2 separate regions of the Homo sapiens genome follow, and region 2 is linked to region 1. A link is an interaction called in ENCODE POLR2A ChIA-PET data of the cell type or tissue named here. Cell type or tissue: HepG2. All regions are shown on one strand. Links, peaks and the distances in the headings refer to the core of each region. The heading gives the core; the rest is flanking DNA.

Evidence for each region. Peaks named below come from ENCODE experiments on the same cell type or tissue, not always from the same donor. Only the 100,000 strongest peaks of a DNase experiment are listed, where the experiment ranks them.
Region 2: POLR2A ChIA-PET joins it to region 1 with 5 read pairs; 8 of 35 experiments call an interaction of 5 or more read pairs at or near these places.

The regions. Positions count from the first base shown.
Region 1 is chr6:11,390,276-11,395,657 of GRCh38, reverse strand. LOC105374927 (a long non-coding RNA gene) reads left to right here and starts at 796. Exons shown (of 2, transcript XR_926477.3): 1 at 796-1,263; 2 at 2,600-3,783. RefSeq lists a silencer at 533-745. In HepG2, for the core only: no CTCF peak of the experiment used is centred there; DNase peaks (open chromatin) are centred at 1,797, 2,477 and 2,967.
Region 2 is chr6:11,185,865-11,191,246 of GRCh38, reverse strand. NEDD9 (neural precursor cell expressed, developmentally down-regulated 9) reads left to right here. Exons shown (of 7, transcript NM_006403.4): 5 at 42-1,283; 6 at 2,940-3,029. Among named protein-coding and RNA genes, the nearest start is that of NEDD9, 44 kb to the left of the region's middle. RefSeq lists enhancers at 8-778, 779-1,550, 5,024-5,382. In HepG2, for the core only: no CTCF peak of the experiment used is centred there; a DNase peak (open chromatin) is centred at 2,866.

The DNA.
Region 1 (5,382 bases), core at 115-5,114:
TGGACTGTAAGCTGCCCAAGGGCTTTGGGCAAGGGAATGGTATTTACTGGACAAATCTATGGGCTGGGTGCCTGCCAGGTAATTTGCATATACTAATATATTTGATTCTCACTGCAACCCAGTGAGATAGGTGTAATTTCCCACTTCACAGATGCAGAAATTGAGGTTCCACAAGGCTAAATAACTAATCCAAGATCTAACAACTACTAAGTAGCAATGCTGACCCTAAAACTTTGATCTTCCTGACTCTGTGCTTACTAGGGAGCGGGGTTGGGGGTGGGTAGTGTTTCTTCCCCTCCCTCCCAGGTCATCTGAAAGTCTCTTATTGAGGCAGCCATTGCTGGCTTCTTATCCAATAACTATCCTTTCTCCCTGCTAAGGATCCTGAATTGTGTTTCTGAATGGGGCATCTTTGTGCTTTGGGAAAGACTGAGCCTTTTATTTTTTAATTTTAATTTTAAATTTTACTTTACGTTCCAAGATACATGTGCAGAATGTGCAGGTTTGTTACACAGGTATACATTTGTCATGGTGGTTTGCTGCACCTATCAACCTGTCATCTAGGTTTTAAGCCCCACGTGCATTAGGTATTTGTCCTAATGCTCTCCCTCCCCTTGCCCCCCCACCCACCGAGAGGCCCTGGTGTGTGTTGTTCCCCTCCTTGTGTCCATGTGTTCTCATTGTTCAACTCCCACTTATGAGCGAGAACATGTGGTGTTTGGTTTTCTGTTCCTGTGTTAGTTTGCTGAGAATGATGACTTCCAGCTTCATCCATGTCCCTGCAAAGGACATGAACTCATTCCTTTTTATGGCTGCAGACTGAGCCTTTTCTTAACCCCAGGAGGTAAAATGTGACGGTCCTAAACCATTTAGGACCATTTCATTTGCTTTGTTGTTGACTGGCTTAGGAACAGGCTTGGGATGCAATTCTGCCTCTAAGACTTGTGGATATGTCTGCTGGAGAGTGAGCCTTGGAGGAAGAGTTTTTCTAGGAAAGGAATCATCTCTCAAAAAGAAGCATAGAGATCCGAAGAGCAGTGAGCCTTTCTTTTGGGTTTTTTAATTTATTTTCATTTAGATGTGGTTGGGAATGCACCGCCTAGAGCTATTGCAGACAGTTTGCAATCATGAGGGAACCAAGAACTTCAGACCAAAGCTGATATGAAGACTTCTATGGAACTGTTGAATTAACCAATGCTGGACCCACCCTACCCCCTGGATTCTTGCTTGATGAGGCAGCAAATATCTATTGTTCAACCCAGTGTAAGTTGTATTTTTACATTATTTGGAGCAAAAATATCCAATCTGTGTAGTCTCCCAGACCATGTCTGTTTTTACTCACCAGTTTATTCCAGCTCTGAACAGAGTGCTTATTGCTCAAAAAATATGTTTTGATGGGCAGCAGGAAGACTGTTATTTAAAAAAAGTAAAAATGAATGAATTTGGTTAATTATTATAAAGTGTAGGAGGCTGAGGACACAATCATTTTTAGAGAATCTTCTCTAAAAGTGCAACAGGAAGAGAAAATGTAGCATACCACAAAGACAAGTTCCTCCCAGTGCTCTGCCGGCATAGTGCCACTGAGGGCATTATGTGCTATGACCCCTATGGATCAGATGGCCGTTCACTCCCATGTAATTAATTAAAATTGAAATCAGCTTTTGTCCCCGATTACTGAGGCTCAAACTAAAAACAGCCCAGAATGTATTCTCAGTCAGGAGGTGGCTGTGTTGGAGATTTGTGTTGGCATCTCTGAGCTGTGACCACAGCACACATTTTTGTGGGAAATATCGGATGACACTTTTCCAGCAGCATTCTTCCATTAGGAAGGTTGGTGGGGGTGGTGGCAGGGCTCAATGGATCCAAGAGACCTTTTCTTCTTCTGAAACTCGTTTAGACTCGTTCTTCCCCAGTTAATGAGGCCATTTTGTGCCCCTTTCAGAGCTAATGTAGCTGGAGAAACCAAAGGGTGCGAAATTTAGAAACATCAGAGTCCCCTTCCCAAAGCCTCATTTTGCAAGGCCCTATGTGGTTTGTGGGAGCAACTTGAGGTCCTGGTTACTGATAAAAATTATATAATTTTAGAACTTTTCATAAGCCAATGTGGCCTCCTTGTTAAAGAACAGCAATTAGAGCCTTGAAGTACTGAATGCAATTACCTAAACTGTTTTCCAAATGCCCATATTCAGTCTTGGTTCTCGGGACTGATGTCTTCCTCCCCTTTGGCCCCTTCTCACGCTCATTCATTCAGCTACATCATTCTAGCTGTGGTACCCCGATATGGCTCAGCTTCAGTATATGCAGGGGTGAGCCAGGAAGAAAATTCCAGTCCAGGATTCGGAGAAAAGTCTCTCTGTGCCTACCCTGCCCGTGGTGCTATGCTGAGGGAGGTGACCATGAGTGATTTCGTACGTGCAGATTGTCACGTTTGACCCTATGATCCTGGCTGATGAAACCAGGAAATGGCAGTTGTCTTTGAAGACAGCCATCAGCAAACTGGCTGGCAGCCAGGGAGATAACACAGTGGGAATCTCTACACGATAAGGGTTGCCTAGTGCCCTGCAGTGAACAATGAACTATATCAGATATTTTCTTTTAGGGAACTTGAAAATGACACAGAGAGAAATGCAAGTGGCAATAGGATCCAGAAACCGAGAGACTCATGGAAAGGAGGCAGCCGGTGGAAGCAGGAGACAGCAGAAGCCAAGCCAAACAGCAAAAGAAGGAAATTGAAAGGAGCCAGAAGGGGTCATCTGAGAGATGTCAAGAGTGGCAGCAGAAACAGACAGGCACCTCCTGTGCCAATGCCTGCTTTTGAGAGATCAAGATCATGGTATCTGTAGACTGAGAACAAAGTGTGAGACTCAGAACTAAGTCCATTCAAGCTCTGCATTTCTTTGTTATGTCCCTTTCATCAGTAATTTCCATTAGTTCCTTACATCTCTTTCATCATGAATTTCCACCAGAGAATCTAATTGCATCAGACTCGCTGAAAAAGTTTAACTAATAGATCCAATATTTACCAGCCTGTGATCTTGGGTAAGTCACGTATCCTGCACGAACATGAGTTGTTTCATCTCTATGTGTGATAGGCAAAATAATAGCCCTAAACATGTCCACATCCTAATTCTCAGAATTTGAGACTATGTTACCTTACATGGCAAAAGGGATTTTGCAGATATGATTAAGTTACAACATTGAGATAGGGTCCTATGTTATACATGTGGGCCCAGTCTAATCATATGGGTTCTTAAAATCAGGGAGAGATTTTCCCAGCTGTGGTCAAGGAGAGATGTGATGAGGGAAGAATGGTCAGAGAGATGCTGCACTACTGGCTTTCAAGATAGAGGAAGGGGCCGTGAACCAAGGAATGTGGATGGCCTCTAGAAGCTGGAAAAAGGCAAGGAAGCAGATTCTTCCCAACCTAAAGAGGAGGAACACAGCCTGCCAAACACCCCAGCTTTAGCCCTGTTAAACCTGTGTTAAACTTTTAACCTATAGAACTGTAATATAACAGATTTGTGTTGTTTTAAGCTGTTAAGTTTGCAGTAACTTGTTACAGCAGCAATAGAAAACTAATACATTCTGATGGCTAACACTACATATGCATGGGAAAATGTCTAAAAGAATGTATTCTCCAATGTAACATTGGTTTTGTCATCTTTTCAAATTATTTCTTTTTTCTGGTTTCAATAACGACTGTGTGTTATTTGTGTAATAAAGAAATGATGGAAATGTTAAAGAATAAGTAATATGTACTAAATAAAGTTAGATGACCTCTAAGGCTCCACCTAACTGTGGCATTATCTGAGCAATCCAGCTGGTGGCTTAATTGCCAATCCATATCCTGTTTCTTCTTGGATGCCATAGACAGGTCTTAACTCCTCCACAAAGGAACCAGAAAGAGCAATTTCAAATCACTCCTGGTGTCTTTATTTTCCATATCTCAGATACAAATATGTATTCACCCGTATATGATATCAGTGTGTTTCTACATTTTTATGTGTCCTTTTATTTATTTTTTTTACAAATTATAATCAGATATAATTATAGGGTGCACAGTGATGTTATGGTGTATGTATACAACGAGGAATGTTGGAATCAAGCTAATTAACATATCCATCCCCTTAAATACTTATCATTTATTCCTCTTGTCTAACTTTCTACCCCTTTACCACCACCTCCCCATTCCCTGACCTCCAGCCTCTGGTATTTTTACATTATTTGGAGCAAAAATCATTTTACCATCATTTTGCTCTCTATTAGTTAAATTATTCTAGATTCCACATATGAGTGAGAGCAGGCAGTATTTGTCTTTCTGTGCCTGGCTTATTTCACTTAGCATAATGTCTTCCATATCCATCCCTGTTGTTGCAAATTATAGGATTTCTTTCTTTTTAAGGCTAAATTGTATTCCATTGTGTGTATATACCACATTTTCTTTATCCATTCGTTCACTGATGGACACAGGAAAATTTCCTATTTTAGCTATTATAAACAGTGCTGCAGTAAACATGGGAGTACAGATATCTCTTCAACATAATTTCAAGTCCTTAGGATATATATATCCCGAAGTGGAACTGCGGCATCTATATGGAATTTTTAAAAGATTTCATTGGCCGGGCGTGATGGCTCAAGCCTGTAGTCCCAGCACTTTGGGAAGCCAAGCCGGGTGGATCACGAGGTCAGGAGTTCAAGACCATCCTGGCTAATATGGTGAAACCCCATCTCTACTAAAAAATACAAAAAAATTAGCCGGGCATGGTGGCTTGCACCTGTAATCCCAGCTACTCGGGAGTCTGAGGCAGGAGAATCACTTGAACTGGGAGGCGGAGGTTGCAGTGAGCAGAGATCATGCCACTGCACTCCAGCCTGGCAACAGAGCAAGATTCTGCAAGATTCTGTCTCAAAAAAAAAAAAAAGAAAGAAAAAAAAAAAAAGAAAAGATTTCATTGGTTGGTAAGTAATGATACATAATACATACATATTTGGTAAATAACAAATACAACAAATATGTGTTGTCGTGTAGTCTTGAGGTCATTCAGATGATGTATGTTTTGTAAAGTCTTCGTGGGTTCTGGTATGGTGCATTATGACAGATCTCAAAATTGTGTTGCTAGAGCTCAAGATTAAAAAGGACATTTTAGAGAGTTTGTGGCCAAAACAAGGCTTGCCTATCATTACAGTCTCCCAGCAGTCTCATCTAAAGTCTAAAAAAGCTCATTCACAATCCACTCAGTGTCAACAGGTGAGGGCTACTAGCTGATACTAGAGTTATCAATACCGATGATAGGCACAGCAAATGGAACCGTGCAGCTCATTAGAAGATACTTACGAACCACTTAAACTTAAGAACTTGGCTTTAGTGAGTTAAAAATGCAG
Region 2 (5,382 bases), core at 193-5,192, 200 kb after region 1:
CAACTCAATAAATAGCATTTCGCTTTCTACTTGCTTTGCAGGTATATGCCATTCCGCCCTCTGCTTGCCGGGATGAAGCAGGGCTTAGGGAAAAAGACTATGACTTCCCCCCTCCCATGAGACAAGCTGGAAGGCCGGACCTCAGACCGGAGGGGGTTTATGACATTCCTCCAACCTGCACCAAGCCAGCAGGGAAGGACCTTCATGTAAAATACAACTGTGACATTCCAGGAGCTGCAGAACCGGTGGCTCGAAGGCACCAGAGCCTGTCCCCGAATCACCCACCCCCGCAACTCGGACAGTCAGTGGGCTCTCAGAACGACGCATATGATGTCCCCCGAGGCGTTCAGTTTCTTGAGCCACCAGCAGAAACCAGTGAGAAAGCAAACCCCCAGGAAAGGGATGGTGTTTATGATGTCCCTCTGCATAACCCGCCAGATGCTAAAGGCTCTCGGGACTTGGTGGATGGGATCAACCGATTGTCTTTCTCCAGTACAGGCAGCACCCGGAGTAACATGTCCACGTCTTCCACCTCCTCCAAGGAGTCCTCACTGTCAGCCTCCCCAGCTCAGGACAAAAGGCTCTTCCTGGATCCAGACACAGCTATTGAGAGACTTCAGCGGCTCCAGCAGGCCCTTGAGATGGGTGTCTCCAGCCTAATGGCACTGGTCACTACCGACTGGCGGTGTTACGGATATATGGAAAGACACATCAATGAAATACGCACAGCAGTGGACAAGGTGGAGCTGTTCCTGAAGGAGTACCTCCACTTTGTCAAGGGAGCTGTTGCAAATGCTGCCTGCCTCCCGGAACTCATCCTCCACAACAAGATGAAGCGGGAGCTGCAACGAGTTGAAGACTCCCACCAGATCCTGAGTCAAACCAGCCATGACTTAAATGAGTGCAGCTGGTCCCTGAATATCTTGGCCATCAACAAGCCCCAGAACAAGTGTGACGATCTGGACCGGTTTGTGATGGTGGCAAAGACGGTGCCCGATGACGCCAAGCAGCTCACCACAACCATCAACACCAACGCAGAGGCCCTCTTCAGACCCGGCCCTGGCAGCTTGCATCTGAAGAATGGGCCGGAGAGCATCATGAACTCAACGGAGTACCCACACGGTGGCTCCCAGGGACAGCTGCTGCATCCTGGTGACCACAAGGCCCAGGCCCACAACAAGGCACTGCCCCCAGGCCTGAGCAAGGAGCAGGCCCCTGACTGTAGCAGCAGTGATGGTTCTGAGAGGAGCTGGATGGATGACTACGATTACGTCCACCTACAGGTAAAACAGCGGAACTCATAAAACACCTACACTCACTCACATGCAGGGAGCCTGAGAAAGATGCCTATAAGGATGTCGGGTTGGACTGCCAAAGGAGAGAACATAATTAATGTTAATCTACATGGTTCACAAATTGGAGGGAGTGTCGTAGAGTAGTAAGAACGCTGGGCTGAGAGTCCTGAGTACTCACTCAGATCTAGCCCTTTCTCTGACGTTTACTGTGTGACCAACTTATTCAACCTCCTTGGGCCTTAATTTCCTCATTTGCAAAATGAATGGGGTAAGGGGTTGGATTAGATCCCGTTGATATACCTCAGGTAAGAGGAGACTCACCAAGTAGGATAATAGGCCCTCTAATAATAATACCAGCTCCACTTCTATTTGTGTTTTATGTATAGTTCCATGCAATATTTTATTTGAAAAAAAAGTTTTCGTCATTAAGAAAAAGAATAGAAGACCTTTGCACCAGAGAATTTCTAAGGCCCCTGCTAGCCCTACTCTGTGTATGTGTGTGTATAATTGCTTTAAAACTTAGCCCCATCTCAGACTTACCTAGAGGACCACTGGGCATTAGCTAGCTGTCCTAGGAGCTTAATCTGTGTATGGGACATTGGATAGTCACAGTTGGCCTCCTACAATTGGGAATTCTACCAAGCTCCAAGTTGACCTGGGATTCCGACAGCTTTCCCTTCCACTTTGAGGGATTAAAACATTCTACTGGCTGGGCGCAGTGGCTCACGCCTGTAATCCCAGCACTTTGGGAGGCTGAAGCAGGTGGATCACAAGGTCAGGAGTTCAAGACCAGCCTGGCCAATATGGTGAAACCCCATCTCTACTAAAAGTACGAAAATTAGCCAGGCATGGTGATGCACGCCTGTAGTCCCAGCTACTTGGGAGGCCGAGGCAGAAGAATCACTTGAACCTGGGAGGCGGAGGTTGCAGTGAGCTAAGATCGTGCCACTGGACTCCAGCCTGGGCGACAGAGCGAGACTCTGTCTCAGAAAAAAAAAAAAAAATCTACCAAGATCCATTGTTTAGGACTAGGCTTACTATCTTATTCTGCCATTCTTTTAATTTGACTGAGAGTCACAGATTATACTGAGAACTACGTAACTATTATGCCAAATTCCCTCAAGCGCAAGAAAGTGTGGCAAGGAGAACTGAGCCCCACCTGATGCTGAGGAAGGAAGTGGAGAGAGAGAGGATGGAGGCATTGAACATTCATCTTACTGGTTGTCTGACCCTGCACAGTGGGAACTACTGCCTTGGAGCAGAAATCTATAGATGATTTGAGGGAACTAGAAGTGAGAGGTGGACCACATTTAGACCTGCATTTGGGGGTTTACAGGTTCACATATAATCTATGAGAAAAGAACCCAGAGACTATAAAAAGAACATTATATATGAGATTTGAAGGGAATCATGAGTAGCTCTCCGAAAATTTTAAGGTGCCCCAGAAAGCTGGCACCCTATATGGCAATGGGCTTTATTTTTCTGCCACCCCTGTCGTCTAGGGTTCACAGTGCCTCACTGGGCATTTGAGATGTTGCCAAGGCAGTGGAAAATAAAGAGTATTTACTCATCCGTCAATGAAATTGTTAGCATAAGTGAATCACAGTGATGACATAATATGTTCTTTATGTTGAAAATTAACAGGGTAAGGAGGAGTTTGAGAGGCAACAGAAAGAGCTATTGGAAAAAGAGAATATCATGAAACAGAACAAGATGCAGCTGGAACATCATCAGGTAAGTTCAATCAGAGCAAAAACTGCTTGGCATTGGAAAGATTTCCCACCTAGCACTAAGGAAAGGTATCACTTCAAGAGATTATGATTTTGATTCTTCCAGCTCACTGGCAGGAATCAGCTCCAAAGCACGGAATGGGGTTTAAAAGCAAAGAGAAGGTTTATGACCTTGTTAGTTCAACTGGGTGTACCTGGGTTCCATCTAAACGGCAATTTTTTTAAAGGCTAAACCTGCATATCTAACATATGAGGACTATTTGGGTTAAGGCATTTGGTCTCAAGAAACAAGACCCATTCAAGCTAGCCTAAGCAAGCAGGTTTATAGTAAAGCCACAGTAGGGGAATTCAGTAACAGAAAGTGAAGATAGAGCCAGGTCTGGGGAGAACTAGAACTGTAAATTATCTCTCCTTCTTGTAGTTCCTTTGCTTCTTTCTATCAGTCTACTTCACTCTCACCTATTTTCTGGTTTTCTCTAATTATCTACTCATTTGGCTCCCCTGTAACTTTGCAGAACCCATAAATGGCCACTCAGAACTTCTATAGATGGCTTTTCATCTCGGCTTCCTCTTCCGATGGTTAGCTCCCTTCTCTTGTTCATCAGATTCCCAAGAAAGAGTCTGATTGGGCCACGTTGATTGGGCCATTTCTCTTTCTCTCTCTCTCTCTCTCTTTCTGTCTCTACCTCGCTATTTGTCTCTCTTTCGCCAGCAACACAAGCCTATGGTTTGCCTGGCCTTGGTCCAATCTAAAGGTAGGAGAGCAGAATTCAATGTTTTCAACATATATCCAGGCCTATCTACTGAGGACTTTGGGCAGGGCATGTTCATTCAAAAGCTGGGTATGAGTAGGGGAGATAATGACGACTATTGCTAGAACAAGGGCATACAAATAAAGAGAGATGGATTGAGGATTTATTTACAAGCCTTTTAAGATGAAATGAAGTGAAATGGCATGTAATGACATGAAATGGCATGCTATATTTAGGAAATCTGAGTTCTAATCCTTTCTGGCCAACCAACTATGTCAAGTCAGGTAACCTCCCCGAGCTTCAGTTACTTCCCTATAAAATGGGAAAGTACCCCCCCCATCTAATGACATGATATATTGATGAACATATTTGCATAAAGCCTAAGATATATAAAATATAATCCATTATGATTAAATACCTTGGAATATCACCTTGTACCTATTTATGTTTGCCTTGGCATCTGGCAAGGTAAGACTGCAGGGCTTTGGGGAACTTGTAGAAACCATAGCAATCGCTAAGAAGAAAACAGATTCTAGAAAAGTAAAGCTGTTGAAGGCTGGGCACGGTGGCTCACACCTGTAATCCCAGCACTTTGGGAGGCCGAGACGGGCGGATCATGAGGTCAGGAGATCGAGACCATCCTGGCTAACACAATGAAACCCCGTCTCACTAAAAATACAAAAAATTAGCCAGGCATGGTGGCGGGCGCCTGTAGTCCCAGCTACTTGGGAGGCTGAGGCAGGAGAATGGTGTGAACCTGGGAGGCGGAGCTTGCAGTGAGCCAAGATCGTGCCACTGCACTCCAGCCTGGGTGACAGAGCAAGACTCTGTCTCAAAAAAAAAGAAAAGTAAAGTAAAGCTGGCTGTGCATCTCTCAGAGAAGCTGGGGAAGCTGGGTGAGGTGATCACTGCTCCAGCTCATCCCTACGTCCAGGTGGGAGATTAACTGAGTCTGAAGCTCAGGTCACAGATAGTCCTTATCTGCAGAAGAGAGGTCTCTCTTGAGTCTTAGTGGAATCCCTAGAAATTATTATAATTGCAATTTAAATAATACACCATTTGGTAGCAATGAGGAAAGAAGGAAGAAAGCCAGCACCTGATGCATCTGACTCTGGGTAAAACCCCCTTCTTTTAACAGCTCTGGGGGACTAAATATTATGATGCACAATTCCCATTCAGACTGCCTTAGAAACTTTTTTTCCTTAAGTGCTCATATATTTATATGCATTAATCTTCCTGTAGTGCTGGATCATAACATGTCTATCAATCTTGACAGAAAGAGTAGGATAAACAGAAAGGGGTCATGAATGGTCATTTCATCTGAGCATCCTGAGATAGTCGAGGCTTTCTCCGAGAAGGAGCAAACTGTCAGTGACTTACTTGACAAGGAGGTCACTACATTTGGTTTTCCCTTGCCACCCCTCAACATTAATAAACATTTACATAGAGCCTACTACATACCAAACTATTATAAGCATTTTGTAAACGTTAACTCATTTAACCTCCATAAAGGTGTAGGTAACAGGGCTGCGGTTTAAACACTATGCTACCTTCTAGCCAGAGGGTACAAGAGACCAGTAGTCCAATCATAGAAGGTCTGAGCTT